Regions from separate parts of the Homo sapiens genome. Here region 2 is linked to region 1. Evidence: read pairs that join two places in POLR2A ChIA-PET (ENCODE). Cell type or tissue: OCI-LY7. All regions are shown on one strand.

Region 1 (2,500 bases):
AGAGACAGTGGACAGCGCACTCAAGAAGGTAAGACTAGATCAACTCTCTAATCTCTAACTCAGCATGAGGACCAAGAAGGAATCGGGACCTTGTCATGAATGCCCTCTTGTATAACATCAAGAAATGGAAGCCAGGGAAGGAAGAGATTTGCCCAAGGCCACACCATTAGCTACAGCTCTGGGACTGGAACTTGGGTCTCCTTACCCCACTGCCTCCCGCCCTTTTTGTTATCCCATGCTGCCTTGCCAGAGGCCCCGCAAGGGAGGGTGGTATTGAAGACTCAGGAAGCAGAGGACGGAGAGTCAGAGAACCTTTAGGTGATACGGTATGAGGGTCAGGCATGGGACCTTTTGGAGGCAGCTTCTATAGACCCTGATCCCAGTCCCACTGAGAATGGGCAAGCCAGGCAGGTCTGAGCTGAGCTGCTGGTATGAAATGCTTAGGTCTGGGCAGATCCACCAATGCTGAGGAGTCCTAGGAAACCTTGTGTATCTAGCATAGTATAGAAGATGCTGGGATCATGTTCTTCCCTTGAGAAGAGACTGGTTGGCTTCCCCCTGGCATTCTGGACTTGTGAGGCCCTTTGGGGTGAGGGGGCAGATCCATGCCTATATGGTTGGCAGAGAGTGGGAGGAGAATTGCCCTTGTGCCCTCTCTGGTGACTGAGCCATAGACTGGGGGAACAGGCTCCTGGGTCAGCACTCTGGGGGCCCCAAAGGCCTCATGGGCAGGAAAATGATGTAATTAGTGCAACGGTGATGCTGTGACTCAGAGGGAGGACTGGGCTGGTGATGAGTGAGGTGATGTGTGTGACGTTGCCAGCCAAGCTTCTCCTGGTATCTGTCTGCCACTAACTCTCCTTCCTTCCTCCTTCTCCTACCCTTCTTCCTGCTCCACCCCTCAGTGGAGGACAGAAATCCTAGATTATTGTCCCAGCACCCGCGTTTTGCTCATTGGCTGCAAGACAGACCTGCGAACAGACCTGAGTACTCTGATGGAGCTGTCCCACCAGAAGCAGGCGCCCATCTCCTATGAGCAGGTGTGTGCGCATGCAAGTGCATGTCGTGGGGTGGAGTGAGGAAGGCTAGAGGCAGACAGCTTGAAATATGGCCCTGGCTCAAATTCTTCCACTATGGCAAGAGAGAATTGCTGTTATAATTAGCAAATGAGTCACCTGGAGAGAGGTGGTGGGCACCTGCTTACCCAGATGTATGCTGTCAGTTAGCAGGTGAGTTATTCCTGTGTGTGCCCACATTTCTAAGATTGTATTCTGACCACCTGCGTTAGAATCATTAGAGGTGTTTGTTAGAATTTCACACACACAAAAAAAAGAGGCCAGGTGCAAGGTGGCTCATGCCTGTAATTCCAGAACTTTGGGAGGCTGAGGCAGGAGGATAGCTTGAGCCCAGGAGTTTGAGATAAGCCTGGGCAACAAAGCAAGACTGTCTCTACCAAAAAAAAAAAAAAAAAAAAAAAAATAGCTGGGTGTGGTGGTGAGTGCCTGTAGTCACAGCTACTCAGGATGCTGAGGTGGGAGGACCGCTGCTTGAGCCCAGGAGGTTGAGGCTGCAAGGAGCTGTGATCATGCCACTGCACTCCAGCCTGAGTGACAGAGTGAGACCCTGTCTCAAAAAAAAAGAAAAGGAGGAGGGGCACTGGGTGCGGTGGCTCACGCCTGTAATCCCAGCACTTGAGAGGCCAAGGCCGATGGATCACTTGAGCTCAGGAATTCAGGACTAGCCTGGCCAACATGGCAAAACGCTGTCTCTACTAAAAATACCAAAAGTAGCTGGGTGTGGTGGCATGCACCCGTAATCCCAGCTACTCAGGAGGCTGAGGCAGGAGAATCGCTTGAACCTGGGAGATGGAGGTTGCAGTTAGCTGAGATTGTGCCACTGCACTCCCACCTGGGCGACAGAGTGAGAGACTCTGTCTCAAGGAAAAAAAAAAAAAAAAAAGGCCAGGTGTGGTGGCTCATGCCTGTAATCCCAGCACTTTGGGAGACGGAGGCAGGTGGATCACTTCAGGTCAGGAGTTCAAGACCAGCCTGGCCAACGTGGTGAAACCCCGTCTCTACAAAAAATACAAAAAATTAGCCAGGTATGGTGGTGCACACCTGTAATCCCTGGGCAACAGAGTGAGACTCTATTTCAAGAAAAAAAAGTGTGATCTGCCTAGGTTGGAGTGCAGTGGCACAATAGTTGTTTATGCAGCCTTGACCTCCCGGACTCAAGTGATCCTCCCTCCTGTCTCCCTAGTAGCTGGGACTATAGGTATGGGCCCCACGCCTAGCTAATCTTTTAACATTTTTTGTAGAGACAAGGTCTCAGTATGTTTCCGGGGTTGTTCTTGAACTCCTGACATCAAGTGATTCTCCTACCTTGGCCTCCCAAAGTGCTGGGATTACAGTTGTGAGTCACCACACCTGGCCTGGAATCTGCATTTTTTATAAGACCCCTGGATAATTTCTTATGTGCATGAGAGCATAGGGTTGGGGGA
Region 2 (2,500 bases), 240 kb before region 1:
GGTATGTGGCTTCGTAGGGCTTGGGATACCTGGGTTTCCCCAAGGAGAGTAGCCCCTGGTTCCAGGTGCTTGCTGACAGCCTCCCATCCCTGCACAGAGAAGAGGCGGAAGGCTTCAGCCTGGCAACGGAACCTGGGCTACCCCCTGGCTATGCTGTGCTTGCTGGTGCTGACGGTAGGTATACCAGCCCTAGAGGTGAGGAGTGGACCCTCAGTACTTGAGGCCTTCTCAGGGAGAGGGGAGGCAATGCAGGGACCTGGTTATCATCAGTAATAGTGGTTGCTTCTCACTGAGTGCCTACTTTTATGTCCTGCCTGTGGTGAGCACAAATGTTGAGCACATCAATCCCCATTTTGTAGACGAAGAGACAGAGTTGAGTGACTTGCCCAAAGACACAGGGCCAGTGAGGAGTTGTGCAGGTTTGCCCTGGCATTAAAATAATAAACATTGAAATTCAGTCGATTCCCCTATGGACTCAGTTATAGATCTCATCAGTTGAAGGAAGAGAGATGCCTTTTCCTATTCAGCCTTTTTGCAATCCTTCCATCTAGAGGAGATGTATCTTATAATATCCTCAAAGGCACTCTGTTGCTAATAGCAGCCTTGATGAGGTCCCATATAGCTCATTGGAAGCAGAGCTAGTCTTGGAAACTGAAAATGTTGGACCAGAGTCTGCCCATTCCTTTAGCTCTGGGTCCAGCTGTGGTCTGGGGTGGAATGGGAGTCTGACCTTGCCTCACACAGGGCCTGTCTGTGCTCATTGTGGCCATCCACATCCTGGAGCTGCTCATCGATGAGGCTGCCATGCCCCGAGGCATGCAGGTACCAGGCTGCCCTCCCACCATATCCTTTGGGGAGGGCCTAAGAACAGCTGGGGAGAGGAGGCAGAAGCTGAGGACAGTGGGAAGGCTGGGTGCCGGGTAGTGCTGATGGTGGGGAATGCTCACAGTGATACTGCCCCACTCCTCAGGGTACCTCCTTAGGCCAGGTCTCCTTCTCCAAGCTGGGCTCCTTTGGTGCCGTCATTCAGGTTGTACTCATCTTGTATCCTTCTGGAAACCCATCATTGCCTCTGTTCAGCAAACCTGTCTCCTGGGACTCTAGACCGAGCACTTCTTGGACTTTGTCTCCTTTGGGACTCTGAGCAACGCTGATGGGAAGTGGGGCAAGTTTTCATCAACCTCAGGTTCAGAAAGAAGGAAAAGACTTAATTTGAAAGGAGGGCTGGTGGTTCAGTAGAATCTGATCAGAAGAAAATAAAAAGAGGCCAGGTGCAGTGGCTCACACCTGTAATCCTAGCACTTTGGGAGGCTGAGGCGGGTAGATTGCTTGAGTTTAGGATTTCAAGACCAGCCTGAGCAACATGGTGAAACCCGGCCTCTACAAAAAGTACAAAAAATTAGCCAGACGTGGTGGTGCGTGCTTGCATTCCCAGCTACGTGGGAGGCTGACGTGGGAAGATCGCTTAAGCCCAGAAGGTCAAGGTTGCAGTGAGCTGAAATCGCACCACTGCACTCCAGCCTGGGTGACAAAGTGAGACCCTGTCTCAAAAAAAAAAAAAGAAGTGGGCTGGGAGAGAGCTCTGTTCCCTTTGAGATGAGTTATTAATTCTTGGAGCCAGCCAGTTCTTCCTTAATGCAGTGGCAGTTACCTAATGGTGTCCTCAGTTGTGGGCTTCTATAGCTCTCCACTCTTCCGGAGCCTGCGGCCCAGATGGCACGACACTGCCATGACGCAGGTAGCTGGGAGGGAGTAAGGGAAGCTCCCGGGGGGTGTGGATGGGCACTAGGTGCCTGCAGCTCTTCCACCCTCACCTCTCCTTTCCCTGCTTCCACCCAGATAATTGGGAACTGTGTCTGTCTCCTGGTCCTAAGCTCAGCACTTCCTGTCTTCTCTCGAACCCTGGGTAAGTATTGAAAGGAGGAGATAAAGGAATTGGATTTTTTTGAGTACTTACTGATGCAAAGCAGGCACTTTATATACATAATTTCTCTAATTCCCACAACAAACCCATGAGTAGGTATTATCCGCATTATACAGATGAGGAAAGCAAGGCTCTGTAAAGTGCCTACACTGAGCTTCAGGGTCAAAGTACATACTTTTTACATTTGCTACATCCCACTGCCTCTCATTTACTTCTACTTTTTGGTCAGGGAGCACACTTTTCTAAATCTTTCTCCTGGGTGAATAATCTAGTAAATGTTCCTATTTGAAAGACAATAAACAGAGAAGCTACCTGATTAACCCAGATTATACAGCTGGCTTGAGGCAAGGTCAAGTCAGTCTAGGACCCTTGTCTCCTGAACCCCAGGCTAGTGCTTTCTCTATACACTGGTGTGTCAGATAATAAACTCACTCCTTCTCCTGCCTTTAGAGCTATATCTAGAATTAACTGGTTAAAAAGTTCAAGAGTGGCTGGGCGCAGTGGCTCATGCCTGTAATCCCAGCACTTTGGGAGGCCAAGGCGGGCGGATCACCTGAGGTCAGGATTTCGAGACCA

What was found. ChIA-PET counts read pairs that join two places held together with the same protein. Peaks named below come from ENCODE experiments on the same cell type or tissue, not always from the same donor. Only the 100,000 strongest peaks of a DNase experiment are listed, where the experiment ranks them.
Region 2: POLR2A ChIA-PET joins it to region 1 with 6 read pairs; 4 of 35 experiments call an interaction of 5 or more read pairs at or near these places.

The regions. Positions count from the first base shown.
Region 1 is chr12:48,859,537-48,862,036 of GRCh38, reverse strand. RND1 (Rho family GTPase 1) reads left to right here. Exons shown (of 5, transcript NM_014470.4): 3 at 1-28; 4 at 906-1,040. Among named protein-coding and RNA genes, the nearest start is that of RND1, 5.1 kb to the left of the region's middle. RefSeq lists a silencer at 2,137-2,431 and an enhancer at 2,137-2,431. In OCI-LY7, no CTCF peak of the experiment used is centred here; no DNase peak of the experiment used is centred here; H3K27ac peaks cover 919 bases.
Region 2 is chr12:49,099,794-49,102,293 of GRCh38, reverse strand. It overlaps LMBR1L (limb development membrane protein 1 like), which reads left to right. Exons shown (of 17, transcript NM_018113.4): 10 at 1; 11 at 98-174; 12 at 745-822; 13 at 971-1,044; 14 at 1,648-1,738; 15 at 1,840-1,906. Among named protein-coding and RNA genes, the nearest start is that of DHH, 6.2 kb to the right of the region's middle. In OCI-LY7, no CTCF peak of the experiment used is centred here; no DNase peak of the experiment used is centred here.